Linked DNA regions of Homo sapiens: region 2 is linked to region 1. A link is a loop called in an ENCODE intact Hi-C map of the cell type or tissue named here. Cell type or tissue: PC-9. All regions are shown on one strand. Each heading gives the region's core, and the rest is flanking DNA. Links, peaks and the distances in the headings are about the cores only. Region 1 has its middle 9.9 kb from the start of LINC00330. Region 2 overlaps NUFIP1 (nuclear FMR1 interacting protein 1).

Region 1 (16,598 bases), core at 7,673-10,172:
AAAAAAACAGAAAAAAAAAGATGAGAGGAGATGAAAATTAATGAAGGGAAGGAGAGAGGCACTAAGAAAATCAGCTGTGGCCTTGACCAAGGAAGCACCCTTGGTCCTGTCTTTAATTCCTATGACTCAATTTTCCTTCCTCTTTTACCTTTGGGGCCTCCCTCCATGTACTGTAAATGGATAGGAGGCAGGAACTAGGCAACAGGTTCATTCATAAGGTATTGAACTTCATTCTCATGTCCAGGATAATGGATTTAACCTCAAGATAATTTTTTGTTGTTGTTGTTGTTGAGATGGAGTCTCTCTTTGTCACCCAGGCTGGAGTGCAGTGGCATGATCTCAGCTTACTGCAACTTCCGCCTCCCAGGTTCACTCGATTCTCCTGCCTCGGCCTCCTGAATAGCTGGGATTACAGGTGTGCACTACCACGCCCAGCTAATTTTTGTATTTTTAGTAGAGATGAAGTTTCACCATGTTGGTCAGGCTGGTCTCAACTCCTGACCTCATGATCGGCCCACCTCACCCTCCCAAAGTGCTGGGATTACAGGCTTGAGCCACCGCGCCTGGCCTAAAGTTTGTCTTAAATAAAGGGGATAAAGTACTCTCACAGTGAGGAGCTGTCTGCTCCGGAGGCATTTGTGGTTCCAATACTGCTGGTAGGCAGGTGTAGATTAGATCAGCACCTGGGAGTGCCTGCCCATAGTGGAGGGGTAGGGCAGGTGGCCTGGTTAGCAGGGAAGAGGGCTGGTGTGGAAGGGTGGGGGTCATATACTGGACACTAATTTGTGGGAGAGGGAGAGCTGCTTGTCTTCCGATGTGTTTGGGCTGTGTTAGTTAGTTTCTGCCATTCTGTTTCTTCTTACTTCTTTCTCTTTTATTCCTGTTTTTCTTCAGGGCCAGGCATAGTGTCCCTTCTAAAGCATGGCTCGCCTACCGGGAAAGTGCTTGACCGTAAATCTTCACGAAAGATTAAGCACATGAAGGCACATGGTAGGAATGTTGGTGATCCCACAAGGCTCATTCTAGAGGAAGGAGAGGCAGTCACCTCCCTACCCTGCTGGGATTGAATCCCTGAAGCCCAGTGGGCCGGTATCCACCTGCTGCCTGCACTGACACCTGGCACAGCAGTTACTGCCCTGTTCTGCCATCCATGCTTCGGTCCCTTTCAGTCCTCTGAGAGTGGGGATTGCTCTGGATTTAATGCTGCGTCCCTAGAACTTAGCGAAGCCCCTGTCACTCAGTTCAACTGAGTTTCAGATCTGCAGAGAGGCAGAAGGATTCTCTTTAATCTGCACCAGGTTAATGTTCCCATTTTTAATAATGTTTACCTTTAAAAATATTGTGTTCCAGGGCCTCTCTGTTTCAAGACAACTGCAATGTTTCCCAGTAACTAGGGACAGTGCAGCAGCATGAAGTTACTTCACCTGGGCAGATGTGCCAGTGCCTCGGTCACAGTCCTTGGCTAAGCCGAGAGTTTACCTAGAACTTTGGCGGGCAGTTCACCTGCACCTCTGCAATAGGCATCCTCTACAATGGCTCCTGGGGGTCTCCTGCTATTCCAGCTCTAGTGTAAACCCCTCCCCTTGACTGTGGGATGAACTTAGCACTCATTTCTAATGAATAGAAAGCAATGAAAGTGACGGATGTCACTTTTGAGGTTGGGTTACACACAGAAGACTGTCTTCAGTCATGCTTGTCCTCTCTTGCCCTCCTGCTTGCTTACTGCGAGGAAGCCAGCTGCCATGTTGTGAGCTGTCCCATGGAAGGCCCATGTGGCAAGGAACTGAAGGTGGCTTTTGACCAACAGCCAGCAGAGAACTGAGCTCCTTAGCCCATCAGCCTGTGAGGAGCTGAATTCTGCCCACAACCCCCTGAGTAAGCCTGGAAACAGATCCTCCCCCAGCTGAACCTTGAGATGCTTGCAGTCCTAGACAAAACCTTGCTGGCAGCCCCTGAGAGAACCTGAGCAGAATCACCCAACAAAGCTGTGCCTGTGTTCCTGACCCCTAGAAACTGATATCACAGTGTGTGTTGCTTGAAGCCACTAAATTTTTGGGTAACTTTTTATGCAGCCATAGAAAACTAATGCAACTCACCTGCCTGCTTAGCTTCAGCTACTGCTTCTCTCTGACCAAGGGCCTTCTCTGTCCACTAGAGCATCCTTGGTTGCAGAAGCGACAGCCTAGACAGGCCTGGAGTTAATGTCTCAGGAGCAACCCTCAACCAGTGAGGAATGGGAGTTGGTAGATGAATATTCTACCTCCCTAAGGCCTAGAGGCACAATTCTAAGATGTGTTCGTGTTTGGCACAGCCCGTTGGAGGGCCCAGTAGAACTGAGCCATGGTTGCCCACATAGGTCACCGTTTGTTAAAGCGCACGTCAGTGGCTTCCTTCCCTTCCCCGACTTCTTACCATGCTTCCCGGGGTCACTTCCCAAATACACTACTAGCACCCAAATACTGTCTCAGGGTCTGAAGGAACCAAAACTCCAACAAAGCCTTGATATGGTATTTTCTAAAAGTTCCCTTAAGGATGTAAAATAGCTAACACAACCTCCAAAAGTTGTATTCAATTCCATATGTAAGGCAATAGCAAGCACCTCCTCTAGATTAGGGTGAAGAGGGTGAGCCTGGGCAAATTTTGCAGTACTTTTTCTCTCTTTCCTCATTTGTAAGTCTCAACGTCTGCTCCATGATGCTAAGAATCCTAGGGCTTGTGACAGTGACAACCACAAACAACACATGTTTTAGAGTCGGGAATCTAGATACTCCCAAACAATCGAATAGTGAAGCTGTGTGATGGGTCTCAGAGGATCCTGGGGATGCTGGTGCCATAGAGATAATGGCTGGTGGTCTCTGCTCCTGACCAAGTCCTCTGTCGCTACTCCACTGTCCCTCTCAGCACTGTTGTGCCTACGGAAATTACAGAGCTTTTTATGCCTCTAGTAATCCTTGGGCTCCTTTCTTGAGGATTAGTTGAAAATGAGGCTGGGCATGGTGACTCATGCCTATAATCCCAGCACTTCGGGAGGCTGAGGCAGACGGATCACCTGAGTCCAGGAATTTGAGACCAGTCTGGGCAACATGATAAAAGTCCCTCCTACAATAACTACAAAAGTTAGCCAGGTGTGGTGGGGTACACCTGTGGTTCCAGCTACTCGGGAGGCTGAGGTGGTAGGATTGCTTGAACCCAGGAGGTGGAGGTTGCAGTGAGCTGAGATAGCACCACTGCACTCCAGCCTGGGGTAAAACCCTGTCAAAAAAAGAAAAGAAAGAAAGGAAGGAAGGAAGGAAGGAGGGAAGGAAGGAAGAAAGAAAGAAAATGACCATATTGCCAGGATACTCTAATGTAAGTGTAGGTTGAAAATACTTTCTAGAATGAGCTGATGGGAATGGTGAGGGGGAGCTCTTGAAATCCACTGCCCCTTTGGAAATAGGCACTGAGTGTAACGCTAGCCCAGCCCAGCAGTTCTCAAGTGGGGATGATGCTGCTCCCTCTTCCTCTAGGGAGCATTTGCAGTATCTGCAGACATTTTTGAATGTCACAGTTGTCGCAGGGGTAAGGGGCGTGTTACAGGCATCTAGTGGGCTGGGTCCAGGGATGCTGCTCAACATCCTACAATGCACAGGACAGACCCCACAACAAAGAATCATCCAACCTCAAATGTCCATAGTTCTGAGGCTGAGAAACCCACACTACAGCCAACTCTTTCAAAATAAAACTGTGGGGCTGGGCGCGATGGCTCATGCCTGTAATCCAAACACTTTGGAGGCTGAGGCGGGCAGATCACTTGAGTTCAGGAATTCAAGACCAGCCTGGCCAATATGGCAAAACCCCATCTCTACTAAAAATACAAAAATGAGCTGGGCATGGTGGTGGCACCTGTAATCCCAGCTACTCAGGAGACTGAGGCACAAGAATTGCTTGAACTGGGAAGGCGGAGGTTGCAGTGAGCTGAGATCACACCACAGCACTCCAGCCTGGGCGACGAAGTGAGACTCGGTATCAAAAAAATATAAATAAATAAATAAATAAATAAATAAATAAATAAATAAAACTGTGAGGAGATGGGTTTACACATAATGCTGTTGACAAGTGAAAGCAATTTAGAATGTAAAGAACAAAGTTTTTATTTAAAGGGAAAGGCTGGAAGCAGTTTTCTTTGAGGGAGGTCGTGAAGCCCAGTGGTTAATGGCTTGGCTTTAAAGTAAAAGTTGACGTGCCGCTGGACTCCAGAGTCTGTATTTACTGCTCTGCGACCTTGGCGAATGATGTGACCTCTTTAGGTATGTTTCCCCATTTGTAACATAGGTATAGTAATGGTGCCTGCCTCACTGAATTGTGAGAGTTAAATGAGCACAGCATAGAAGTGTGAAAGGAAAAGATCTTGGGCCCCTTCAAGCTGGGAACTGCTCCCATTCTATTCAAAGTCACCCCTCTGCTCGCTGACATAGATGCATATCTGATTGCCTCTGTTGGAAAGGCTAATCAGAAACTCAAAAGAATGCAACCATTAGTCTCTCATCTATGTGTGACCTGGAGGACCCCTTCCCTTTGCTTTAAGTCTTCTTGCCTTTGCTTCAAGTTGTCCCGCCTTTCCAGACTGAACCAATGTACTTCTTACATATATGGATTGATGTCTCGTGTCTCCCTAAAACGTAGAAAACTAACCTACCCAGAACAAGAATAGTTCTGGCCAGTGGGCCCTGGAAATGAGACCTGGGAATGTGAAGTCTCCGTGTGGGCAGGACTTCCTGAGGCTGTGCCACAGGCGTGGGTCCTCAGACTTGGCAAAATAAACTTTCTAAATTAACTGAGACCCATCTCAAATATTCGGAGTTCACAGAAGGCTTTCGGTGCAAAGCGTAGCATCCAGTAAGTGCTTAATAAATGGAGGCAAGGTAAGAGCAAAAGCAGGGAAGAACAGGGGCCTAGAATCCAAGGACTTCAGGTAACTGCACTGCAGCGAGAAAAGGGAGCGTTCCACCCTCAAACATATTTAGTATAAGGACCGAATCCTCTCCGAAATCCTCCTTGTGAAATCATCACACAATCTTCCTTACCACCCAGAATTTCGCTGTCTAAATTTCTGCGGGTTTTGATTTTCATTCTTCAATATTTATTTCTTGAACTTAAATAAGCAATCCACGGCAGGGGCCTGTGGAGGCCTTCACTCAAACGAAAGCATTCTCACGGCGGAGCTTGCTCCCAGCCGCCTCTCCCCACGCTCCTTAAGAGACGCTCGGGGTTACTGCGGTTAGACAGCCTGCACAAACAGAGCGGCCCAAGACCAATAAATGCTGGCCCTATTTGGTCTCATATTCAAGGCATGAGGCCTCAGAAGAAGAATGAGTCTTCACAGGCTGGGAGGTCTCCTGGATGCATCTGCTGGTAGCTGGCTCCTGAGAGAGAGAGACAGTGAGAGGTGCAGAGAAAAAGAGAGGGAAAGAAGGAAGGGGAGGAGAAGAAAGAGGAGGAGGAGGGGGCGGGAGAAGGCGAGGAGGAGGGGAAAGGGAGGTAATGATGGAAGGAGAATGTGTAAGCAAGGAGTCACAGTCTCTCATAACCGACTCTTGGAAGTGACATCCTATCTACTCCAGTGTAGCCAGTAGAAGAAAGTCATCAGGTCCAGCGCCCCCCTCAAGGGGAGGGAATTCCAGCAGGGCATGAATAGCAGAACTCACTTCAGAGGCAGTCGACCACACGGACCTGCATGTGCTTCGTGCACACACAGCGTAGGTCCTCATGGAGTGGACCTACTGATGGAGTGGACCTCCACCTGGGGTGGAATAAACAGGCGCCTTGAGGGCAGGGACTTGTATACACTGTGTGCCTGGGAGCCTGTGGAGGAATCTACACTTTCAGAGGATTTAAACTGGAGAAAAAGAATAGTTCTGGCCAGTGGGCCCTGGAAATGAGACCTGGGAATGTGAAGTCTCCGTAATTTATGAACTTGGCCCATACTATATTCAGTTCCTATTGCTGCTGTAACAAATTAACACAAATTTAGTGGCTTAAAACAGCACAATGTTATTCTCTTACAGTTCTGGAGACCAGAAATCCTAAGTCAGTTTCAGTTGGCTAAAGTTATTGGAAAGGTTGGTTCCTTCTGAAGTTCTAGAAAAGAATCCATTTCCTTGCCTTTTCCAACTTCTGGGAGGCCACATACTCCATCTTCTAAGCACATCACTCCAACCTCTGCATCTGTTGTCACATCACCTTCTGACTCTGCCTCCTTCATCTTTCTTATAAGGACCCCTGTGTTTACATTGGGTCAACCTGGATAATCCAGTATAATTTCCCATCTCAAGATCCTTCATTTAGGCTGGGCACAGTGCCTCACATCTCTAATGCCAGCACTTTGGGAGGCCAAGGCAGGTGGATCACCTGAGGTCAGGAGTTCGAGACCAGCCTGGCCAACATGGCGAAACTCCATCTCTACTAAAAATACAAAAATTAGCCAGGTGTGGTGGTGGTACCTGTAATCCCAGCTACTCAGGAGGCTGAGGCAGGAGAATCGCTTAAACCCAGGAGACGGAGGTTGCAATGAGCTGAGACTGTGCCACTGCACTTTAGCCTGGGTGACAGAGCAAGACTCTGTCTCAAAAAAAAACCCCCAAAAAACAAAAAACAAACAAGAAAAAAGATTCTTCATTTAGTAGCATCTGCAAAATCTTTTGGCCATATAAGGTAAAATCACAAGCTTTGGGGATCAGGATGTGGATATCTTTTGGAAGCTGTTATTCAGCCCACCATGATTATACAAATGTTCACAGCAATTTAATGGATCTTATTGTCATCCTCCAATGCTATGATTGTTACATTCTCCTCCAGGACCTCCTCCTTCCCAAAGTGCAATGCCATGATTGTTAACATTCTCCTCCAAAAACCCCAAGCACAGTCAGATTGCGGGATTGGACTATTCACTACTTAATGAATCGTCTAATCCTACAATGAATAGTCCAATCCTACAATATGACTATGCTGTTGCTTGCCTGATTGCTCCCAGATCTGTCCTGCCTTTTCCCCGCAAATTAATTTCCAGTCCAAGGCTCTCTTGCCAACCAGCTCACAGCTGCGTTTGGCCAGTGCGCTGGTGAGAGATTGGAGGGTAGTGGAAGAAGCCAGGATACACCCTCTGCCCCAAGTCAGGCAGTGTCTCTTAGTGGCTGTGCTCTCCTTTATGGTTCCAACTCTTGCCAGACAGACTCCTTCCATGGACCCAGATCTTACTGGGCAGCATCCACAGAAGATCCAGCTCCCCCAGGGAAGCCCCAGCTTTTAAGGCTCTGGCCCTATGGGTGGTAACAGCTCCCCGTTGGTGATAAGCCCAAGGTGGCTTCACCATCCCCTCATTAACTTTTCAGCTTTCCCAACACCTTTGTAACTAATTCCTCTTATGAAATTATTTCAATTGGTCTTGAGCTCTATAGGCTCTGACTGAACCCCAACTGATATACTGGCTTTCAGGGGTTTTTATAACATTACACCTAACTATTTGTTCAACTTTATCTCCCAGATTCCTTTATTCTAGCTAACCCAAACCACATTATTATTATTATTATTTTTGTTTTTAAATATACTTTTCTGCTTCAGGAAAGGTATGCTCAAGCCACTCCATCCACGTGAAATGCCCCTCCTCCATTCTTGGCTTTGCTTGTCAAAATACTTCGGGTTTTTGGAGGATCACTTCAAAATCATCCTCTTCCTACAATGCCCTCTTGATTACCATGTCTGGAATTATTTTCTTTTGCAGACGCAGTGCTTTATAGTAATGAGCTGTTGGAATGTATACAAAGCCTCATCACACAACTGCCTTGCATTGGAGAGATTTGTTTAGGTCGTAAGTTCCCACAGTTTGAGTCTGTGCAGTATACTCTATGCGTGCTCAATACATAGACCATTTAATCAAATAAATGTTGGAATTCCAATCATGAGCATGACTCTTAACTATCATTCTCTGTTAGATAAAAGAAGGTAATCAGTTTTCATTTTATCCTTACGAATTATGTTTACTAGAGGCTAGAAAAACAAATCTAATGTTTTAAAATTACAAAATCACTCTCCAGTCTTTCCATTCTAGTTAATTGAAATTGAGTATCAATTTCCCAACCTAAAAATTCATATCTGTGTTTCACAGTACATACATAGCTTAAAAGCGCAATCAAATGTAAGGTATCTCTGTCATTATTGTCACTAGTAGAGGGGTTGGCATCAACTATTTTCTTTGTTCATCAGCAGTTACTCCAGTAAATTTGCAGGCTGACAAAGTCATGTGCTCTTCACCTTGTGTGATAAGCTGCAGAGTTGACCAAGTAAGCATGTGTTTGATGAATTTTTTCCATTTATGTGAATGGGGGAAATGACTCATAGCAAAGAAACCTGACCTCATCACAGACGTAAGACTGTCTAGATTGACTAGGCTACCTAAGCCAGCCCAGGATAGTGCAGACAGGGAGCATAATGATCCAGGTGAGTATCTTACCTATCAAGCGTCCAAGAGCAGGTCAAACATGGGGTCCATTCTTCTCTTCATGCTTGGCTGCTCAGGCTCAATTTTAGGTATCCCTTAGTGACAATGACCCACACGGATCAAGAGGCAAACAGACTCAGGCCTATCCCCCTTCCTCCCTAGCCAGCATCACTGGCCAGAATCCCAAAGGCCTGGCCCATGCTGTCAACATGGCCTAACAGCAGGGCTACGAGCTGCGAGGAGCTTCCTGGAGACATTTGAAAATCTGTGGTGCCGTTCCCAACAGCCTTATTCAAACAGAAGGCAGCAACTCTGACCTGGAAAAGAGGTGCAACCTCTAAGAACAGGCTGTCTACAACCTTCCTGAAGACCAGCACTTTCGGAGGAGGTGGCTGTTTGCTAGCCTACCCAAACCTACCCTCCTGAGAAATATGACTTCCCAAGATGCAGAGCATTTGAATTGATAGGTGGGCCTGCATTCATTAATGCTTTTGCTTGTGGGTCTGTTTTTGAGTAGCAGCCTCTCCAGGTCAGGAATTCATCTTTATGGTTGCTAGCAATTGTTTGGGGACAGGATATGGAGTGAGAAGGAGGGTCTGGGGACTGCAGCTTGCGCTTGACTTCCCTCTTTAAATGGCAGCATCCATGACCATTTCCTGTTCTCTCTTCATGTGGCCACAGGATGGCAATGTTTAGGAACGTTACTGTTACCTCCCAGGGGCTGTTTAGATCCTAGATTAGAGCTCAGCAACGCACAGATTAGAGCTCAGCAACGCACACGAGCAACTGGAGATTTGTGTAGGACCAAGAGCTTTTAAATCAGGAGGAAGAGGAGGAAAGGAAGGGTCATTTATTATGAGATTTTTAGAAATCCAAATAAAAATATCGCAAAGCGTACGCTGAAGGGTACTTAAGTAAACGCTGCGTTTACTTAAGGCTGAATCCTGCGTGAAGCCACACTGCCGGGGGTACCTACTGTCCCTCCTGATGCATCTCATGCTGAATTCTGACCATTACAAGTGATTTTTCTCCCCCTGCTGGGAAGCACTTCCACAATTTTGTCACATAATTAGCTGAGCACCTACCATGCTGTAATACCTCGATCTGAATCAGTAGGTTTCCCTAGGTTGGAAGTTCCCTGGGACAGGACCCATGCTTTCTTTATCTGTTTCCTCAATCCTGAAGATGGATTATAAACAACCTGGGCTCACTGCATGTTAAATAAGTAACTCATGGGCTGAAATAGTATCAGAGTTTAGGGACAAAAATTCCTATAGACTAATTTGTCAAAGAATGAGCCCTAAAGGTAACATTTGGCCTGAATTTTGAAGAGGATGCAAAGGAGAGGGGGCTGGGAAGGAGTGGCGCAGATAGCCCCCTCTCCACTCACTTCACTCAGCCCTGAGCATGGGGAAGAAGACATTCTGAGTTTGGAGGAGCGGAGGCAAAGCGGTGCGGAAATCGGAAAGCCGTGTTCAGGGCTGCTTGTGACATGGAGGAAAAAACATGGGATTATGGTAAATATAACTGGGAGAGCAGATCCAGGCATTTAATTTGAGGAGTTTTAAATGATGTTAATGAGGCCTTTTTGCTTGATTCTTTCCATTTTTCCTTCCAGTGATTGCCCAGATTTGCGATTGACACAATGAGGAAGCAGCTGTTTGCTTAAATAACCCAGGAAACTGCTAGAAAGGAATGGGAAACGGTGATCCACAGACCTCAAGCTCCGGAGAGGCAGGAATAGGCACCCTGACCTGCTCTGACTCACAAGGCTCCAGGCAATGGCCCCAGGGGAGAGTCCTGGGTAGTGGCCCCAGGAGGTGGCATTGGATGGTGGCTACGGGTGGTGGCCTCAAGTGATAGATCCCAGATAGTGACCCTCAGGGTGTGGCACCGGATGGTGACCCTGGGTGGCTGGCCCTGCTTCCCTGTCCCTGTGACTCAAACAGAGGCTATTTTCAGCTCCACTACCCCCTCCCCACTTCATGATCTCAGGGTGCCCAGAGGAGGCTGCACAGTTTTGTGACTTCAGAACGTGGCAGGCAGAGGAACTGGAGCTTTCCTGCCAGCAGGAGTTGGATAGATCAGACAGGGCCCCTGGAGAGGTTGCTGATGAGTATGGATGAGTCAAAAAGCCAATGGCACCCTGGGAAGGTGTTGGGCATGGCTTGTACCTCTCACACACAAATTTAAAAAGTTGGTTTGCAGCATAGACATCCCTTAGTGTAGTGCAAGTTCAGCAAATTACTGGGGAGCTAGATGCCTGTTTTATTCCAGTTAATCAGATTATATGAACTGATGAAGTAGGATTTGTTAATAACATTCGCTTACAAGTGGTGGAGAGCTTTATTAATAAGTCATTAGGTTGGCAACTTTAAATACCTGGCATTCAAAAGCAATTCCAAATGCTTTTGTATTGCAAACTTCTGGACTCTAAGAAAATAGCTAACACCTGGTGTGTTGCATTCCTGCAATGCTCAAAGACATTATAGAAAAAAAAAAACCACTTGTGTCCCAAGCTTTCACAAAGTAAGCTATTGCTCTGCTCTGAAAGCTGTTCTTTATTTTGTTCATGGTTTCCCCCAACCTTCCTTCAGAAGAGTTGCAGCCCTGACGGGCTCTTGGTGAAGAGATGCATCATCAACAGACGAGGCTTCTCTGGGCAGTAGATGGATACAGGTGGTCTGTTCTTCCCATTTTGAAGACAGAAAAGCTGGGACACATCATAATTTGTTTGCTTAATATGCCCCCTCACATAGAGAGGAAAGAAATTAAGGAAACGAGAGAGTAGGAATTGGAATCCAGATGCCTCAACTCCCAGACTTCCCCATGACTTCTCCAACGTAATTAACTCAGTGGCTGTCCACTGTCAATGGTGAATTTGGCTTTGGGTGTGGTGATTGAGCATGCAGCCTGTAAAGTTGAAAGGGTTTGGAGTCCTGGGCTTTCCCTGTGTTAAATTTGGCCAAGCTAACTACTCTGTGCCTCAGTTTCCTCATCTAAACCTCTTTGTATTTTAGGATCGAATGAATTATCACACGTAAAGTGTTTGGAACAGGCCTTGCCACATGTGAGGAGCTCAGTAAATGGCAGATATAGTGATACCTGTGGTTCCTGTTACGGCCGTGGTGAAGCGGAGTGGCAGTGGGATGCCTTTACTGACAGTGCCTACCTTCAGTAACTTCAAGATGTGGTGGTGGATGAAGAACACAGACGCATAAAATAATACTTAGGAGGGCACATGCGGATTAGGGCTCACAGAGTGGAAGCCAGGTGTCACCTACGCAAATGCGTTAAAAGGCCAAGTAGGCAGCTCAAGCCGGGAAGTGGAGGATGTAACAAGAAGTGGGGATTCTGAGGCCTCGAGACATGTGGGTCTGTCTACAGGCATTCCAATGCCTCGAGACGTGCAGGTCTGTCTGCAGGCATTCCAATGCATTGTGAAACTTTCTGTGGGCTGTACCGATCACATCTGAGGGCTGAGTCATGCTCAGAAGCTGCTGCAATTACTGAGATTTGAAGTGAAAAGGCAAATAGGATGGGTAAAAAAAATGAGACAATAACTGAGCAAGCCAGACTATGGCCAAAATGAAAGGTGAAGAACTCTTACCCTTTGGACCTGTGGTGCAATACCCAGGCCCCAGGGGGGACACAGGTGGGGAGCCAGAGACTGGGGATCTTATTGCCAGATTAGCTGCCCTACCCAGGAGCACCCCTTCTTCTATTTCCCCTTCCTCCCTCCCTTTTTTCTTGCCCTCTCTTCTTTCATGTCTCTTTATCTTTTCCCCCACATATATCTTCTCCTTTTTTGTCACCCTAGGCCTGGTGTGGTGCCCAGTGGTACCTAGGGACGGTGCGAAGATTCATCGGTGACACTCAACATTGGTTCAGCGATCTTATACCAGACCACGCTTTCCACATCCTCCACAATACTCATATCCGAAAGTGTTAATTCTGGAAAGAATTGTTAGCACAGAAAGGAGAAGGAGTAGCAACATACAAAACCTCAAGGAAGAATTGAAGAAAAATGGATAAAACCAGAGTGCCAACAAAGCTAAACTTCTGGCTCATCCAAGCATGGACCAGAAACTAATTCCTCAGAAACAAAAACTCATTTTCTATGTTATAAGTAATACACAAAAGAAATCATCACTTGTCCTTAGCTATTAATCCATTATATTTGGCAAAGATAACATCAAGCTTATTTCTTTCCCTTAGCTAATCTGCTAAATTTCTCTGAGTAACCCCCAAGACATTATTTGGATGAAGTTACATTATCCATAAACATTACTAAGAACCACACCCTGATCATCTGTCAGCAATATGGATCTTGACTAATTGGAAACTAAGAAGTTAAAGGAAACAAATGAGCATACCAACAGAGGAGAGAAGGAAAACTTTGCTGCAAGAAGAACCATGGAGCACACGGCTCCAAGTGTTAGTGTGAATGAGGCAGGGGAGAATGTGGGGACAGTACGGATAGATGGCTGGTCACTCTCAAGTGCAATATTAGCAATATGGCCTGTGAGTGCCACATGATCAATATGGCCAAGGGACATAAGTTTAGTATCAGAAAGACAAGAGTTTACATCTTGACCCTGTCACTGATGATCGCTGTAATCATGGATATGTTACTTTGCCTTCTTGGGCCTTTTGCTTCATTTGAAGAATGAGAGTGATAACATCACGAGGGTCATTGGTACAGAAATTCACCTACATTCAAAGGTACGCCTATCAAATATACACCTATCAAGGCATTGGTTCAGAAATTCACCTACATTCAAATGTAGGTGTGCATTGGCTGGGGCAGATAAAATCACCAATTGTTACAAAGCTTCCTCCCAATCTGGTTTTCTACTGTTGTGAGGAGCTCCCTCTTTCTCTGGGTTCAGTTGCATTCCGCTTGCACACTTTAGGAGAAAGCGCTAAGCTTGGGATATTTTCCTTGTACTCTTACCCTCCCCTCAGCATATCACCCTTTGAACTTCTGTGGTAATAGTTTTACTGTTTGTTTTCTCTTCCTTAAAAGTATTCCCTGCTTCCAGGAGTTCATGCAGGAGTTTCTTCCTTTGAAACCCCAATTAAATGACATTGTTTTTTAGATGATATAATTCCAACAGGAATAAAAAGATAACAGCAACAAATTTTGGAAACTAGTAAGCAGATGGATGAGTGTTGATCAATTTGGCTGACCTGAGGGGACAGAATCCTAGCCAATAGTCAGAAAAAAAAAAAGCCCAGCAATTTTACAAAGGTACCCAAAGGCTCAGGAATCCATGACACAAGTATCTATGGAAATGGGTTTAAAGGTGAGACTAGAAACAAGACTCTTGATGAAAAGTCTAGTCAAGAGGCAGTTAGATCTCTAGATAGCTTTGCCTGCTCTTTGTAGACCAGGGGCTGCTTCTCACCACTCCCAGCAGGAGATAAGTGTTATTTTCTGGACTGAGTACTAAGAGGAGGGGGTCTCTGTCCTGGGGAACACTAGGCACAGTTAACAAAAAGGATACAGGGGCATTGACCCCCAGTCCTCTTCCCATAATATTGACAGCCAGGCCTCTAACCTCCAGGCAAGAGACCAGATGGTTCTTCTCTGGGGAATTTGCCCAATTCAAGAGGAAAGACCTAAAGATACTAATGTCAGAGGTTCCCTAAGGGAATGGCCCAACCTGGTCACTTTACACTTAAGCTCACATTCAATAAGCCCCATCCGTGTGTTGACCGCTTCCAATCAGAATTTTAAGGCTTTGCTCTTAAACATGAGCAGACAATCAGGGGTCACTAGGCATTTGAGGTGAGCCTCTAAAAATAAAGATGGAAACAAAAACAAATAGCAAAAGACAAATTGGAGAAACAGAAACCATGTAAGAAAAACTACTTAAAAATATAATTAAATTCTCAGAGAAAGCATCCATGAAACACGAACAAGATGCTGCTTTGCTATTAAAAAAATCAAGGGAATAAAAGAGGGCTTTTAGAAATTAAAAGCACTGCAGCTGAAATGGAAAACCAACAAGAGGTTTTGGAAGATAAAGTTATCTCAAAGTGGAACAAAAATAAAAACAGAAATGAGGGAAAAGAGAAAAGATAAGACTGCAAAAACAGAGGGAATGAAAATAAACACTCAGTCAGAAGATTTCACAGAATGAAACATCCAGAACAACCAGGGAAAATAACACCACATGAAGGTACCGAATCAAGAGCTTTCAGACCACTTAAAACCAAAAGAAGATCCTATGGGCTTCCAGAGGGGAAAACCAAGCTACTTACAAAGGACTGGAAATGTGAAGGTCTTTGTGTTTCGCAACAGTTCTGAAATCTACACAGCAATGGATCGATGCCACCTAAAATTATGAGGCTATTGAAGTTATTTTTAGATTAGTATTCTATTTTCAGTCAAATATTAATCAAGTGAGAGGGGAGCACAAAAACATTTTCTGGATCTCAAAATGTTTAATTCCCAAGCACTTTTTCTTGATAATTGATAATTTTGGGATAATTGATCAAGAAAAAGGAAGACATGAGTTTTAGAAAACAGGAGGTCTAACACGAAAGGCCCCCTCAGGATGAGGGTGAGGCAGCTGTGTACCAGGCACAGTCTGATCTGTGTACCAGATTAAATTGGAGCCATCAGCATTTCTAGGAGAGATGACTTCCAGGCAAAAATCGCAGAACAGTTAATGCATCAGAATGTCTTGATTTAGACAGTTGAATGTCTTTAAATAATTCTTGACTAGATGGAAAGGTTGAAGTTGACTCAATGGCAAATACATATTTGCCATTACAAAGCTAAACCAACAGAGAAAACAATCATCATTAATTCCAGGGAAAACAGAATTGTACAGAAAAGTAATCAGAGAGTATTATTATAATAATGTAATCACTGGTTATTGATCTAACCAAGATTATACAACACACATGCACATGCAGATAGATTGATAGATAACTATATTGAGAGGATGTGTGTGTGTGTTGATGCTAGTGGAAATAGAGTTAAATTCTCATCTTCCACAGTGGAAAGTCAAAGTGTAATGATTTCATCTAAGAAATATTAAGAAGTGGCAGGGTGCTGTAATCCCAGCATTTTGACAGGCTGAGGTGGGAGGATTGCTTGAGCCCAGGAGTTCAAGACTAGCCTGGGCAAGCTGGTGAGACCCTGTCTCTACAAATAAAATAAACAAACAAATAAAAGAAATCAGCCAGGCATGGTGATGCATGCCTGTAGTCCCAGCTATTTGGGAGGCTAAGGTGGGAGGATCACTTGAGCCTGGTAGGTTGAGGCTGCAGTGAGCCGAGATGGCTCCACTGCCTTCCAGCCTAGACAACAGAGGGAGACTCTGTCTCAGAAAAAAAAAAAGAAAAATTAAGAAGTACTCTCAATTGATTTAACAAAAAACCAGAAAAGTATTGGGTAAAAACAAGCATATAAATAAACTATTTAGGATTATGGAGGTAAATGCCAAGATAATGGCTAAAAAGATGTGAAAAATGGTTGCCTCTGACAAGGAGAAAATGAGAGCAACTGGGTGGGACCACTGTTATTTTTCATAATAAACTTTGTAAAGTTATCTCACTCTTTAAATGTATGCAGCCATAACACAGATAGAAAATAAAATAGATGTGACTCATATTACCAACCATTTTATCTTTGACATGCTGATCTACAAATATTGGAAGTTTATTTATTATCACTGCAAGCAATACATTGTTTTTGCACAGTGTGCCCGTGTCTTTTCTAACTTTCCTCAGTGACACTTATTTCTGGAAGTGTTGGAAATTTAATTTGAAATTGTGTTATAGTAACTTCTCTTGAATCTCTCTGTTGACATCAGCTCATTTTCTCTATTTGATGTTTCAGGAAATAGCTCATCTCTGGTCTGGCCTTAAAGCTTTCCTTAACGAACAGCTTCAATCTTTAACATGTTTCTGGGTCTACTGGAGGCATTTTCATTCCTTTTGTTTTGGCATCTATATTCATGTTATTGTTTGGTGGTGAAATGACTCCTAAGTAAGTAGAATCAAAGGATGAACTTGAAGACTGCTGATTAAAAACATGGGCATGTATTAATAACAGAAGGTAAACTTCTAGGAGGTTATCCTAAGAGTAATCAGAGATGAAGTTAAA
Region 2 (16,598 bases), core at 6,815-9,314, 150 kb before region 1:
TTTTTAGTGGAGATGGGGTTTCGCCATGTTGGCCAGGCTGGTCTCGAACTTCTGACCTCAAGTGATCTACCTGTCTCAGCCTCCCAAAGTGCTGGGATTACAGGCATGAGCCACCACACCCAGCTGAGGAATTCAATTTTTAAACAAGTCAGGTCCAACCAGTCAACGGGACTTGGTGGACATAATATAGCATTTCAAGAGCATCTGTGGCTAGCAAATGAAGGAATCTAGGCCACCTGTAGTAGAGTATATTAGAATACCTTTTTCTTTGATCTCTTTGGCAAAATCTTACTTATCGTGTAGGCTTGTTTTAAAGGTTGCCTGACTTACTACTCTCTCCTTACTTTTCACCACCTCTATGTCAGTGCTACCAGAGTGCCAGTCTGTAACAAAAGAGCTTGTACCAGAATGTAAATCAGTATATTACTTCCTTTGTTGATAAGAAAAAAATGAAAAAATACCAGCTGAACTAAATATCATGCTTAGTGACGTAGTTGATTTCTACTCTGGTGTGTGTGGATTGGCTGGTTGCCAGTCCCTGAAACACACTACCCTAAAGCATTATTTACTACCTCCTTTGCAAATACATAGCTTATTTATACAACCATAGTACATTTGTCACATTACATTGTAGTTGGCCCTGGTCTTATACATCTTTAATTCTGCTGTGCTTTGCACAGTGCCTAGAATTTAGTATGTGAGAAATACATATTTGTTGACTGAAGTACTTAAACAGTGTAGTGTGGGAATACTTAACCTTGGCAGTGATAAGGGAGCCTTAGCCAATTGCAAGGTCAAACTTAGAAGTTGAAGGAGTGTGGACCATGCTGTGGTTTAAATGTGTCCCCCAAAAGTTCATTTGTTGGAAACTTGGTCCCCAGTGTGGCAGTGTTGAGAGGTGGGAACCTTTGGGAGGTGATGGGTCATGAAGGCAGAACCCTCATAAATGGATTAATTCATTCATGGATTGGTGGATTAATGGATTAAAGGAGTAGTGAATTGTCAAGGGAGTGGGCTTGTTATCATCAGAGTGAGTCAATTATAAAGATCAATTTGCCTGTCTCCTGTGAGCCCCCTTGCCCCTCTGCTGCCTTGGGCCTCTGCAGAGAGTTCCCACCCAGCCACCAAAACTGTAAGAAATAAACTTCTTTTCTTTATAAATTATCCAATCTTATGATGTATTCAGTTATAGCAACATAAAATGGACTGAGACCATGAAGTAGTTTGACATAGGAATTTTGAAGCACGGTATCTGAAGTTCCTTGGCTTCTGTAGGTAGCTTCTTTATAGATACAAGGTTTTCTCCTCATGACACCACTCCCCAAGTAGCTGGACTTTTTAAAAAATGTTTTGTTTGTTCTGCTTGTTTCTTTTCTATCTATTGGTTGTTTCTTCTTCCTCCTCCTCTTGTTGTTGTTATTCTTCTTTTTCTTCTTCCTCTTCCTCCTCTTCCTCTTCCTCCTCCTCCTCTTCTCTTCTTCCTCTTCCTTCTCCTCCTCCTCCTCACCTTCACCTTCGCCTCCTCCTCCTCCTCCTTTCTCCTTTCTTCTTCTCCTTCCTCCTTTCTTCTCCTCCTCCTTTCTTCTCCTTCTCCTTCCTTCCTTCTTCTTTCATTTTTTGCATAGAGCAGTAATCAAACAAGAAGTTAACTCCACTTCGTTTCTGATATGTACATTATAAAGAGCTGATGACGATGGTATGGAAGATTGTATCCTGCTGGATGGGATGGAAGTGGCCTAACTGCTAAGACACTAGGTTTTTTCCCCCTACTACTTAGCCTGGACTTTGATCAGTTAGAGGTTGGTTCAACTTATTGGTGTCAGTCCCTTTTATAAATGTTTAATTCTCTTGAGGGGAATGGTAGCGGTTACTAGTCAGCATTGATTGTAAAGCAACTTAAAAGTTATCTAACTAAACAGTTAAATTTCTGAAGCTTTGAGTTTACTGAAGGGTATAAGGAAGGTCTGAAGTGACTTCCTGATTTGCCAACTTCGGTTCTTCTATCTTGTGGTGGTATAAATTAAATAATTTAAACTGGGAAATGTGGAACTGCTATTAAATTAATGGTAACCAACTTTACTCTTTTCTACGATGTCTATAGCACTTTCACTCTCCCACTATCCTCTGCTATTCCCTTGCTCAGCATATAAGAGGAAGGGGACTTCATCTAGTCTGGAAGATTAGGGTGTTTCATGACAAAGGCAGGGGTAGCTGAATTCAGAACTAACTAGGAAAAGATAAGGAGAGGCAGGGATTAGTGGTCAGACAGAGGTTAGCATGTTCAAGGAACTGTGAGTATAGGTAAGAGAAAATAGAAGCTTTACAAAGATGGCAGTTGTGGGGATGGAGAGAACTAGGTGGATGTAGAACATTTGGGAGGTGAAAATGGGCAGTGTTTGGGGATTAAATGATTGTGAGGTTGAAGAGGAGAGAGGTTTTAGGAGACTTCCAGGTTTCTAGGCTTAGCACCTCTATGAAAGGTGGTTCTTATTACTGAGGTGGGGAACACTGGAAGAGGATGGGCTTTGGAGGTATTGGGTTGGACATTGTTGAGTCTGAGGAGATCCTGAGGCATCTATTTGAAGATGTTGAGTAGGCATTGGGACTTGGACCAGACTAGACTGGAGATAGTTTTTTGAGTCATGAAACTGGGAATATGGAACAGATTCCCCACAGAGACAGGGTAGAGTGAAAAGAGAAGGTAGCCTAATATTGAACCTTGAGCCCTTCCAACATCCGAAGGTCTAATAGAGAATAAAATCCAACAAGCCTGCTGAGTGGGAACCAGAGAGGTAGAAGAAAACTTCCTCTGGAAGCCAGTGGAGGGGAAAATTTTGAGAAGGAAGATATGGTTAGCAGTGCAGATTGCGATGGAAAGGTCAAATAAAACAAAAACTAAAAGTGACTGATGTTGAGACATACACAGGGCCTCCTTGATGAGGATTCCAGATGATTACTCCTTGGCCTTTCTCCTTTGAGCTCTGTGCCATCTGTCTTCAAGTCTCACACCCTCCCCAGGGATTGATTGCCTTTGTCACTCGCCCTTGGCATGTTAGATGCTGCAGTGGAATTGTGTATATTTTGAATTCATTCAGTACCTTTTCACTTTCAGATTTCTAACGGCCAAGCCTGAGCAACCAAGTGATACCCTTGGTATCTACAAAAATAAAAAGTTAGCCAGGTGCAGCGGTGGGCACTTGTAGTCCAAGCCTCTCAGGAGACCGAGGCAGGAAGATCCCTTGAGCCCAGGAGTTTGAGGTTGCAGTGGGCTGTGATTACGCCACTGCGCTGCAGCTTGGGTAACAGAGCGAAACCTTGTCTCAAAAAAACAAAACAAAACAAATTTCCAGTGCCCTTCACCTTCATGCAGTTTCAGCCACTTACTTTCATGACCACATCCTGGATTCTAAAGTTGGACATACTCCTCTTTCCATCCGTCCAGCTCACTGTGATCTCTACCAGGGCTTGGAATAGTTGAGGCTTCCCATCCTCTTTACCTTGTTTTTCTTTTATCTTCCTTCTTCCTTCACTTCCTACCCAGCCTATTTCACTTCGGCTGCTCTTGTCGATATCTCAGCTTCCTTCTTCCATTATCCTCCATTGCACTCATCTGGCAAAATCCCAGCTCTGGCTCAGTTGCTACATCCTGTTCAAGAAAACCACACAATTGAAATGTAGTCTGCAAGTGAACACTTGGGCAGTGCTATCTGACTTAAGGAGTTGACTTGACCAAAGAGAAGTTTAGGGTATTTTCTTTGTATTTGTTGTTTTGTGGTGCAAAATTAGATGTTCAATATGCATATGTTTCTTAGTTATGTAGATGACTGTGTAGTGTAAAATTTAAAAGTTTGTTAAACTGATTTTATTTTTAATCAGCTGAAATGCCTATGAGAATAAAACTCCATAGAACTGGAAACCAGAATCCTATAATGTGGGCTTAACTTGTCTTTTCTGATTATTTCCATATTATTTGCTTATAGGGGCTTTTTGTCTCAGTCAAACTTGTTATTTATCATATCTCATACAGGGTTTGTGAACTTTCGCCCTTTTAGTTTTGTTCGTGCTGCTGCTTCTAGAAGATCTTACCTACTCCATCTTTAAAGTTCTGCTCATTGCTCTTAGCTCATCTGAAATCCATCCACTTTTGGGTATATTTTTTCTCATCTGCCTAGAGAAATGTCTTGCCCTTCTTTGAATATGGTATCTCCTTTCTGCCTCTTTAGCACAGATATCCTTTATTATGACCCTGTTGGTGAACTTCTTTGCATATGTGTCTTTTATTCTTGAATTAAGTGTGAGCTCTGAAATGTAAGAACCAACTTTTACCTGGCTGCTTCTATCCCATAGTGCCATAGTTATAGGGAATGCTTATAAATGTTAGTGTGTGTAAATGGTGCTTGAAGATATTTTTCTTATGGGTATAATTCTGTTTTGGTACACACAAGTAAGTGGTTGGAGAAGTCTTACTGAGACTTGTATTTATAAATCATGTTTGAGCTGTATCTTTGTTGTTTTTAGAGAAATTGGGCAGAAATATTTTGATATGATTAATAATTATGCTTGGAAATTATAGTGTAACTAATAGTACTTAAACTGCTGTGGTTTTGAACATTAAATTCTCACTACATAGGGTAGGGTAGACCATCACTGGGACAAACCAAATTCATCCGTATTTTAAAGTATTAATGGCTTTTCCCTACACGAATGTGAACTATGCCCCCTTGTGGTTTCGTGAATAAATGATTAAAGGAAAAAATTTCCACTGGCTAGAGAAACTTTGGAAACATTAATATTTGAAGATGAAAACTAGCATAGGCAGCATGTATTTATTTAAAGTTCCTGATAGAAGACTAGTTTGATTTTCTAATGTTAGCAAGAAATCTCAGCAACCTTTGAATATATGTTAACAGACATTTTGCTTATCTTTGCATAACTTCTTGACAATAGTTTAGTTTGAAAATTAGAGGTAAACATTCAGTATTTGAAAGGACAAAGATTTTGCTATATGTGGCTGAGTTCACCAAAACAAACACTAGTAACTTCTTGCCTTTAAGGTTCTCACTGTAGTGTGAAATGAATAAATACACATGAGGTGGCCATAAGACTACAAGTAACTGAAGCATTAATTTTAGCTATGTAGGGATAATCCTGACTGGTCAAGGGATATTTGAGTTTTTGGAGGGGAGGGCCGTCTATTTGTTTTTCAAGACTTCCTATAAGAGGCCTCCCTCCCCCAGTTTATCTTAATGTATATTGTACATATAGTGAAATTCACCCTTTTTAGTGGATAGTTCTGACAAATATATACTGTCATATAAATACCACCAGAATCAAGATATAGAACAGTGTTTCTTCACCTGGAAAAATTGCCTTATGCCCTGATGGCAGCCTCCCCTCCACCCACTGGCAACCACTGATTTATTTTTTGTTCTTATATTCATACTTTTGCAGCAACATCATATAAATGGAATCATACAGTATGTGGCCTTTTTAGTCTGACTCACTTATTTTTAGTCTGCATTTGAAAGTTATCCATGTTGTTGCATGTAGCAGTTGTTTGTTTTTTATTGCCGAGTATTACTCTTTTCCATAGTATGGATGTATATCAGTTTGTTTATCCGTTCTCAGTTGAGTGTTGTTTCCAGTATTTAGCCTTTATATAAAGTCTTCATAAACATTCACGTATAGGTTTTTGTTTTGAATATAGGGTTTTATTTGACTTGGATAAATATCCAGGAGTGAGATTGGTTGGTCATGTGGTAAGCATATGTTTAACTTTATGAGAAACTGCCAAACTGTGTAGGAGGATAGTTTTAAATCAAGATAAGCCTATTTGAGCATGGAAAGTATTCAGATAAAAGGAGATGGTAGGGTGCAGTGGTGCTTGCATTAGCTAGTCATGCTCTAGGAAATGGAATGGCAACCTTACTACCATGGCTTAGTGCAAAGAGGTGTCATTTTCCCAAGGTTAAAAAAAAAATAAATCCAGGGCTGCTGTTGCTGCATGACAGTACCATGGACGTAGGCTGTCTCTTGTTGCACCGGAGTAGGCGGCTCTCCTCTTGCCTGTCACCAGAATGTTCTTGCATATGCAAATATTAAGCCACAGAATAGGCAGAAAGAAGAGAAAAAGACAAAAGGTACACGTAGCCTAGTTTCCCCCCTTTTCACTGGGAAAACAGTAGCTTTGTTTTTATTTCCAACCAGGAGATAATTTATATAGATCTCATTGGCTAGAAGTGGGCTGCTTGACCACCTTCAGTGGCAGTGGAGTTGATGGGATGCCTGAAACAAAATTGTTAAGGAATGGGGGAGAATAGTCAGTGTTTGCTTTAGTTCTTGGTGGCACAGTGGAATTTCAAAACTATAAGTGAATTTTGGAAGCGGCTCTGTCCTTCTGAATAAAGGATTGGTTTGAGCAAGCATTTAATAGGCTTGCTGGTGGCTCTTTTTATGTAGGACAGGTGGGGGCTGAGGGGATAGAGTCTAGCTCTGGTTTCCAGAGGTATGCTATGACAGCAGGCAGAAGTGCCTTGGAAGAGGAATGGGCAAAATCTGTTGAGGGAATAAGTGAGGTTATAGGTTTGTGAAATTTAGAGGTGTTTAAAGAGAATGAGGAAATGGGGTGAAGATGGCAATTTTGGATGAAGTTTATTTATACCTGTGATGTTGCTTTGTTTAGTAAGTGCTCTGAAAATTCTTTGGGCACTGGGTGAGTTCATCTGAGGTTCTTCCATAGTTTGTTTCTCAGGTTCTTGCTCTTTAATATATTCTGAAGAGTTCATATATATTTTTTCTGTATGTATATTTTATTAGAGGATATGGGAAATACTGCTTTTCTTTTGGTATGTTTGATAGATTTCTCAAAAATGCATAAATACTATCCCCACTAGCAATTTTTTAAAAACCTATTATGGGCCGGGCGTGGTGGCTCACACCTGTAATCCCAGCCCTTTGGGAGGCCAAGGCAGGCAGATCACTTGGGGTCAGGAGTTTGAGACCAGCCTGGCCAACATGGCGAAACCCTATCTCTACTAAAAATAAAAAAAATTAGCTGGGCATCGTGGCACGCACCTGTAATCCCAGATACTTGGGAGGCTGAGGCAGGAGAATTGCTTGAACCCAGAAGGCAGAGACTGCAGTGAGCCAAGGTCGTGCCACTGTACTCCAGCCTGGGCAACAGAGTGAGACTGTCTCAATAAAAAAACAACAAACAAAAAAACCCTGTTACAAAAATATACTTACTTTCTACATTCCTGTCATTCTCAATTTTTAAAAAATATTACTTGAACTCCTAAAAAGAGTAAGTTCCACATTGGTGTGGCAGAATAGTCCTTATTTCATGAATTTGATCTTTGTGTGAGAGCTACATTCTTTCCGATGAAGCCACTATATTCTTTGACATGCAGGAAAAATAAGGTCTTTATGTAGTTGCTCTGTTAGGAAAAGCTTGTGAAAGATTTCACAGAGTAAGAATTTTAAAGCTTAAAGAAAACTGAAGGTTTGCTTGGCATATGGCTTCCTTATCTTTGACAAAAGTACATCTTTGTCCTTACTTCTACATCTCTGTATTTTTCAGGTTAGTCAGACTCAGGGGTACCGAGTGTATTTAATTTAATAACTTTTAAGGCTTTCCATTAATAGCCTTTCCCCTACCTCCCCAAAAAAGCCACCAAAAAAAGTTATTCTTTCTTAATTCCTGTCCTATGTAGTACCAATGCTGTATGATTTGGCTTTAGGGAAAATGAGTGGTAGAGGTTTGTTTCCAAAACCTTGCTTTTATTATAGAAACAGTGGAACATTTTTCACAGCAGACTGGGAGTCCACTAGGTGGAGTAGTTTTACAATTTATTTCAACGCTTACTGTGGCTCTGAGGAAATCCTTTTGTTTCCCTGGTTCATGCAGAATTCCAACACAGGAGATCTGCTCTAAAGAATGCTGTATCTTTTTGATGTTCAGAAAGAAAAGTACAATAGTGTAGCTTGTGTGGAAGCAGTTGTGGTTTAATGAGAGTGGGAAGAGTAACTATGTTTTATAGAACAGGCAGAGGGGAAAAGCCAATAAATGGGTCGTGATTTGAGCATAAGGAAAAAATTGGAGAGAATAATGTGACCAGAATGGTCTGTGCTAAGATAATGGTTAGGACGGTTTGCCCATGTGTTGGCTCTGTAGTGCTTAAAGATTGTCACTGGAGGCATAAGGTATAGGCAATGAGGAAGGTGAAGAAGAGGTAAAAAATGAAAGAAGAGAGGAAGGAAAAGAGCATAGTTTCAGGACCATTTCCTCTTAGTGAACTGAGGAAAGATAGAAGTACAGGGAGAAAATGATTTTAGTAGATAAAAATATAGAAAAACCAACTGTGAAAATTTCCCTTGTCACGGTCTTTATAACTTCATATTATCCATTCTCTAACAGGAGATATTGGACTAAGCTTTACATGTATGTAACTGCAATGTAAGACATAATTTATGTTTTTTCAATAGTCTTTGGATTTGTTATTTCTTGTACTTTAGGAACCTGAACTCCTTCATCAGAACTCCTTTTTTTTCGTTATTCATTTATCTCAGCTTCATGTTGGTGGAGTGGGGCTTCCTACTGTTGTTTATGTGTGTAATTAGGTCTTGTGTTTCTGATTTTTCTTTTTTGCGATAATGTGCTTTTTAGCAACCATTTTTCTCTCTAGTTTTAAATATCTGGATTCTGTGTAAATAAGAATGTAATAAATTTTGGAAGAGGATTTTATTGATTTCAGCACCAAGAAAAATAAAATCTTACAACTTTTTAAAACTCTAATCTTACTTTTAGGAACATGATACTTAATTTTAGGAAGACAAGTTTCCTTACCTTTAGGAACATGATATTTAATTTTAGGAAGTTAAGTTTCTTTACCTTTAGGAACATGATACTGCAGTCTGCCTGAAAGAGAAAATTAGCTGTTTTAAAAGGCTTCCATCAAAGGAGTTTCTACACATCACATCTTTGATGTTTCACTTAGGGAACTCTTTCTTATATCTTACCTAAAATCCACTTGCTATAACAAGTTTAAATTCTTTACCAATGAAAAGCAGTTACCTAGCATCTGCTCTCTGGTACGTAGTACACTGTAGTGCCAAATTTTATCATGTAACATATAGCCCAACATGGTAAGAGTCTGCAATACTCTGCAAAAATGTTGAAGAAACTTAAGTAATAAGTAAATTTGAGAATTGTGGAGGGTGTTGAGTAGCTGTGAGTTACATGTCTCGCCACTGTGAGGCCTGTAAAAATCATTACTGTTTTTCTCATTTCTACTTCTGCATATTCTCTTCAGTTTGAGAACAACTGGACCATCCTCTCTGTAAAACTATTTTTATTGTCGCTTCTCATCTTCTTTTAAAGGTTGCAAATAGTTCCTTTCATCTTTCTTTGGAGGTTTTATTTTTCATCCTATTAATCATCTTTGAGTCTCTTCTGAATCCCTTCCAAGTCTTTTTTTTTTTTTTTTCTTCTCAGTGTTCCTTTAGTTTAGAAGTACAGAACTGGACACAGTGCCCTGAGATTATCTGACTGCTTTTGAGTATCCTGGAGGAAGATTTCACACTCGTACAAGTGCCAGAGTCTACTTCTTATAACCTTAGATTATGTTTGCTTTCGAAAAATGTAGTCATGTATTGCTGACTGTCAGATTTTTATCTCCTATGACCTTGATCTTTTCCTTTTATGTTTATTTATAGTTTGTACATTAATCATCTTTTTTTATGGAGTCTATTTTTCTTGACTGGATATATATTGCTTCACACTGTCCTCATTGAAATTCATTACATTTTTTTTCTGATTACTTAACCACTTACCCAATGTCATTTCCATTCCTGTCTTTCAGTATGGCCCACCCATAGGCTTTATATATTGTCTGTGCTATTCAAGTCAGTGTTGCAAATGTTAAAAAAAAAAAGGCAGAAGGTAGAGAAGTGTCCTAGAAGCAATGGCAGAACACATTTGTTGATGTTTCTCCAAACTTACTCTGATCAGCAGCCAGACGGGGTAGTAGAGAGCTGTGTTCCCTTCCTTCTATGTTTTTTATACTCCTAGAATCTATTGCCCTCTTCCTGAAAGTTTGGTGTCTGCATCTCCACACAGCTGTGCAGAGAAACAAAGAAAGCAGTTCATCTGGCACACTTCTGTCAGATTTCATCTTAATCACTGCTTTGTACATATCTCTCCCTGTTCATAACTTTCTGTGGCTCTCTATCACCTGCTGAATTAAATATAAACTTTCTAGTTTGGTATTCAAGACACATTTTGGCCTGAGTCTCCCTTTCCAGTCTGATTGCCTGTAACTGTGTTTCATACCATATTAACTACTTGTCATTGTCCAGATATCTCTTTCACTTTTTTTTTTTCTGTGAGACAGAGTCTTTCTGTGTCGCCCAGGCTGAAGTGCAGTGGCGTGATCTCAGCTCACTGCAACCTCCACCTCCTGGGTTCAAGCAATTCTCTTGTCTCAGCCTCCTGAGTAGCTGGGATTACAGGCATCCGCCACCATGCCCAGCTAATTTTTTTTATTTTTAATAGGATGGGGTTTCACTGTGTTGGCCAGGCTGGTCTCGAACTCCTGACCTCCCAAAGTGCTGGGATTACAGACGTGAGCCACCACACCCGGCCTCTTTCACTTTCTGAAGTCTTGGTTTGTTTGCATTGTTTGGCCTACTTAACATACTCTGATTTCTGTTACCATTTAAGACCAATTTCTTTCATTTCTTTTCTTTATGGATTTTTCCAATTAGATATAGTCTTTCCATTCCACCCCTACCCCCCAGTCTTTATACCCTCTTGGGTACTTTTGTCTTATGTTATCACTATTTGTGTGCTTTTCTTATCTTCCTGGTAGACAGTATATTTTTTATTTTATTTTATTTATTTATTTATTTATTTATGTTTTGAGGGGGAGTCTTGCTCTGTCACCTAGGCTGGAGTGCAGCGGCACGATCTCAGGTCACTGCAACCTCCACCTCCTGGTTTCAAGAGATTCTCCTGCCTCAGCCTCCCGAGTAGCTGGGATTACAGGCGCCCGCCACCACACTTGGCTAATTTTTGTATTTTAGTAGAGATGGTATTTCACTACGTAGGTCAAGCTGGTCTCGAACTCCTGACCTCAAATGATCCGCCCACCTCAACCTCCCAAAATGCTGGGATTACAGGCATGAGCCACCGTGTATATTTTTTGAGAACTGTCTCCTCCTCGTCTTGGTAACTTCGATATACCTAGCATGTATTTGCATAAGAAATTGGATAGACTTGGCCGGGCGTGATGGTTCACGCCTGTAATCCCAGCATTTGGGGAGGCTGAGGCAGGTGGGTCACCTGAGGTCAGGAGTTCAAGACCAGTTTGGCCAACATGGTGAAACCCCATCTCTACAAAAAATACAAAAATTAGCTGGGCGTGATGGCAGGTGTCTGTAATCCCAGCTACTTGGGAGGCTGAGGCAGGAGAATTGCTTGAACCCAGGAGGCTGAGGTTGCAGTGAGCTGAGATCGCACCATTGCACTCCAGCCTGGGTGACAGAACGAGACTCCGACTCAAAAATAAATAAATAAATAAGAAGGAAATAAAAGGTAATGACTAGAATAAATTGAATAGACTTAAAAATTTTTTTTACAGTATTTATGGGTACATGCCATATAGATGAATTAAATCAGTTTGAGCACATTGTATGATATATTTGATTTAAATTCCAGTGTACACTTGTCTAGTTGCAGACTGCTAGCAAAGTTTGTGGATTAGCAGGTGGTCCACACTTTGAGTAACATTGTTATAAGTACTTTTTTCCCTCTTAAAAAATTGTAGAAGCAGTTAAAGGTTTATAATTTGCTGTGTTAGGTGTTAAACAAAATTGCTAAATTCAGCAATTGCTTGATTGCTTATTTAAAATTGTACTCTAAAAGCCCTATTATAATTAACTTTTATTATTTTCTAGAAACTATCCAACTCTGGCCAATATTGAAAGGAAGAAGAAGTTAAAACTTGAAAAGGAGAAGAGAGGAGCAGTATTGACAACAACACAATATGGGTAAGCTCCTTATGCTTATGAATAATGAAAAGGAGCACAAAACAAAATCTTAAAACCCTTATGTACTCAATTATGAAATCTTTGCTTTTGTAACTTATTTACTTAAAAAGATAAATTTATTTATTTTTATTTTTATTTATTTATTTTTTTGAGATGGAGTCTCGCTCTGTTGCCCAGGCTGGAGTGCAGTGGCGCCATCTCGGCTCACTGCAAGTTCCACCTCCCAGGTTTGTGCCATTCTCCTGCCTCAACCTCCCGAGTAGCTGGGACTACAGGCGTGCGCCACCACGCCCAGCTAATTTTTGTATTTTTAGTGGAGATGGGGTTTCACCATGTTGGCCAGGATAGTCTCGATCTCTTGACCTCGTGATCTGCCCACCTTGGCCTCCCAAAGTGATGGGATTACCGCACCTGGCCCCATGCCTGGTAATTTTTGATTGGATACTTGACACTGGAAATTTTACATTATTGGGTGCTGTATTAGTCCATTTTCACGCTGCTGATAAAGACATACCCGAGACTGGGCAATTTACAAAAGAAAGAGGTTTAACTGGACTTACAGTTCCACGTGGCTGGGGAAGCCTCACAATTGTGGAAGAAGGCAAAGAGGGGCAAGTCACATCTTCTATGGATGGCAGCAGGCAGAGACAGGAGAGCTTGTGCAGGGAAACTCCCCTTTTTAAAACCATCAGATCTCATGAGACTCATTCACTCAGTATCACAGGAACAGCTCAGGAAAGACCCAATCACCTCCCACCTGGTTCCTCCCATGACATGTGGGATTGTGGGAGTTACAATTCAAGATGAGATTTGGGTGGGGACACAACCAAACCACATCAGGTGCTGTATATTTTTGTGTTTCTATAAATGTTCTTGAACTTTTTTCTGGGAAGACAACTGAGTTACTTAGAAACGGTTTCATCCTTCTGGATCTTGCTTTTAAGATTTTGTTAGATGAAACCAGAGCAGTGTTTAGTCTGAAACTAACTACTCACTACTGATGTAATATCTTACTGGGTATCTTACCCCATGCCCTGTGAAATATGAGGTACAAACAGGCCCTAGTTATGACTCGGAGTGAAGATGAGGTGCTGATAACTCTGATCCTTTTGGGTCGTTTTTTTCCCCCAACCTTGGATAGTTTCCTGACAAATACATGCCAATCAGTCTTCTGCTAAATAGTCCAGGGTAAATCCTCTGCAAATCTCTAGAGTTCTCTCTCTTTCTGTAGTTTTTTCCTCTCAGGTACATCCTGAAGCTCTAGATGTCTTGCTCTCTCTGGTGTCTCAACTCCAGTTCCTCAATTCAGGGATTCTACCAGGTCCCATCTGGATTCCTCTTCTCCGCAGTCTGGAAACTCTTTAAGGCTGTAAGCAAGGGCAGTTGCAGGGTTCACTATTCATTTATTTTCTGTCTTTCAGGGCTCACTTCTCTTGTTGCTTCATGCCCTGTGTCATAGAGACCATCGTTTATTCATTTTGGCTAGTTTTTTGGTTATTTCAGGTAGGAGGATAAATTCAGTCCCTGTTACTTTATTTTGGCCAGAAACAGAAGTTCTTAATGGTGTCTTTTATAAATAAAAATTTCAATTTTCATGAAGTCTGATTTATTAATCTTTTATTTTTATGGTCAGTGCTGTGTGTGTTCTGCCTTAAAAAAAACTTTTGCTTACTTGGAGATCATAAAACTATTTCTTTATGTTTTCTTTTAGAAGATTTATTGCTTTGTGTTTCTGGTATATGTCTAGAATTAATTATTGTACATAGTGTAGGGTTTAAGGACCTTTAAAACTTTTTCACATATGAATTACAGTTGATCCAGCACTAATTGTTATACCATGCAAACCCCAACCAAAAGTAACCTGGTATAACAATATTAATGTCAGACCAAATAGATGTTAAAGCAAGATGTGTTATTAGGGATAAATAGGAATATTTTGTAATGTTAAAAGAGTCAGTGCAACAACAAGAAGACATACCAATTCTAAATCTGTATGTGTCTAGAACATAGCTTTAAAATATGTAAAGTGAAAATTTTGAAACACAACTCTTGAGCAGAGAGACAAAAATCCTATACAAAATGTTAGCAAATCAAATCTGGCAATATGTAAAAATATGTAAAAATATGATATAACATCATGACTAAATGGGATTTATTCCAGGAGCATGTTTATTTATCACATTAACAAAGTGAAGGAGGAAAATGCTATTAACTTAATGAGTAAGGAAAACAGTTCGATAAAATGTACCACCTGTTCATAAAAAAGACATATTAGCAAACTAGTAATAGAAAATAATTTCTTTAATCTAATAAAGGATATCTATCAATACTCTGTAGCCACATCGTACTTAATGGTGCAATAGTGATCACTCCCCCACCTCCCCTAAGATTAGAAGCAAGATAAGGATGTCCAGTGTTACCACTTTTATAAATGAATTTAGCAAGGTTGCCAAATACATGTAAGATCAATATTTTTAAAATCAACTCTATTTCTATAAAGTAGCAACAATTAAAAATTGAAAATTTAAAAGATACCACTTAGAATAGCATCAAATGCCTAGGAATAAACCTAACAAAAGATGTGCAAGATTCTACACTCAGAACTACAAAACATTGCTCAGAAAAATTCAAGGCCTGTATAAATGGAGCAATATATAATAGTCATGGACTGGAAAACAATATAATTATCTTAATTCTCCCCCAAATCCAATTAATTACAGTCAAAATTCCAGCAAGTTTTTTTTTTGTTTTGTTTTTTTTGGTGGAGGAGGGATGGGGGAGATTGATAAGCTTTAAAATTACAATGTGTCACTTAATGACAGGGATACATTCTGAGAAACGGGTTAGGAAATTTTGTCGTTATGAATATCATAGAGTATACTTAAACAAACTTAGATAATACAGCCTACTACACACCTAGGCTGTGCAGTAAAGCCTGTTGCTCTTAGGCTACAGCCCTGTACCGTGTGTTACTGTATCCAGTTGTAACACAATGCTAAGTATTTGTGTATCTAAATATAGAAAAGTTTCATTAAAATGCACCATTAAAGGCAAAAAATGGTATACCTGAATGGGACACTTACCATGAATAGAACGTGCAGAACTGGAAGTTGCCTTGGGTGAGTCAGCGAGTGAGTGGTGAGTGAATGTGAAGGCCCAGGAGGCTGCTATACATTACTGTAGACATTACAAACATTGTACACATAGGCTACACTAAATTGTTTTATAAAAGTAATTTTTTACTTTATGATGTTATGACATTACTGGGAATTATTTAGCTCTGCTATAATCTTATAGGACTACTGTCATATATGTGGTCCATTGTTGATCAAAATGTCATTATGTGGTGCATGATTGCATATGAAAATACAAAGGATCTAGAACAGCAACTAAGAAAGCTCGAGTAATGAAGATAGTGTGGTGTTGTCCAAGGATAAATAGATAAGTAGAGCAGAATAGAGCCCACAAACAGATCCACTGAGAAACAATCACCTAACTTATGATAAATCTGGCAATATAATGCAGTGGAGAAAGGATCGTGTTTTCAACAACCTATTCCTTTTAAACTTTTTGTGTCTCTATATTTAAAGTGTATCTCTTATATATTATGTAATTTTGTCTTCTTAGTAATCCAAACTGAAAATCTTTGCCTTTTAACTAGTGCTTAGTTCATTTACGTTTAATGTAATTCCTAATATAGTTGGGTTTTTAATTTGTTCTTCCTTTCTTGCCTTCTTTTGGATGGAATCTTTTTTTTATTAATCTCTCCATTTTATATTCATCTACATTTTTATTTACATTATGCCTTTTGTAACTATTTTTAGATGGTTGATTACATAAACTTTTCTTTTCAAATGATTGTCAAGTCGTGGTATAACAGAACTACTCCCTTGAAGGTGAAATAGAGTGCAAATAACAGATACACTACTTTCTCAATTAAGTCTTATAGATGTCATTAGTGAAGGATCTTCTTAACTCATTACTTATTAGTGAATACCTTAATGATGATCATTCAGAAGCTAGCTGTGGTCAGATGCTGTAAGAGAAAAGATAACGGGGAAGGCATCCGTGAATGGGAGCTCAAAGAAAGTGGCATCTCTTCATTATCCTTATGGGGCCAGTGGGCTGGAGGCAGAAACTAGACCTGTTTTCTTTGCAGTGACACTGTTAGGTTCTTAGCCTGACATCTGTGGATGGACATAGGAGATTGGTCCATGGCTTTCTGCAAAATTTGGACTATACATATATATTAATTTTTGTAATGAGATTCTCCAAGGGTTATTATGACCCTAAAGGGATTAAAAATCTCTGGATTGCAGATATATAAACATGTTGATTTAACAAATTATTTCAAAAATGTTATGATAGTAAACTACCATTTATTAAGGGCTTAATGTGTTATCTTGCTCTGTGAAGTACTGTATTTATATTATCTGAATTCTATGTCCCTATAATTCCCATTCTGTTTAAAGGAGTAAACAGGCTTAGGCTTACAAATATTTGTACAGCAGACACAGCCCATAACTGACAAAGTTGAGATTTAGATGCAG

What was found. Hi-C counts contacts between places; a loop is a spot of excess contacts. Peaks named below come from ENCODE experiments on the same cell type or tissue, not always from the same donor. Only the 100,000 strongest peaks of a DNase experiment are listed, where the experiment ranks them.
Region 2: it touches region 1 in a loop (13-fold over the local background); 5 of 110 quality-filtered maps call a loop at or near these places.

What each region holds. Positions count from the first base shown.
Region 1 is chr13:44,811,191-44,827,788 of GRCh38, reverse strand. No RefSeq gene overlaps it. Among named protein-coding and RNA genes, the nearest start is that of LINC00330, 9.9 kb to the right of the region's middle. In PC-9, for the core only: a CTCF peak has its summit at 9,198 (motif pointing right); a DNase peak (open chromatin) is centred at 8,368; H3K27ac peaks cover 2,474 bases.
Region 2 is chr13:44,961,294-44,977,891 of GRCh38, reverse strand. NUFIP1 (nuclear FMR1 interacting protein 1) reads left to right here. Exons shown (of 10, transcript NM_012345.3): 6 at 11,956-12,048. Among named protein-coding and RNA genes, the nearest start is that of NUFIP1, 20 kb to the left of the region's middle. RefSeq lists a silencer at 4,464-4,758. In PC-9, for the core only: CTCF peaks have their summits at 7,617 and 7,821 (motif pointing right); a DNase peak (open chromatin) is centred at 7,831; H3K27ac peaks cover 107 bases.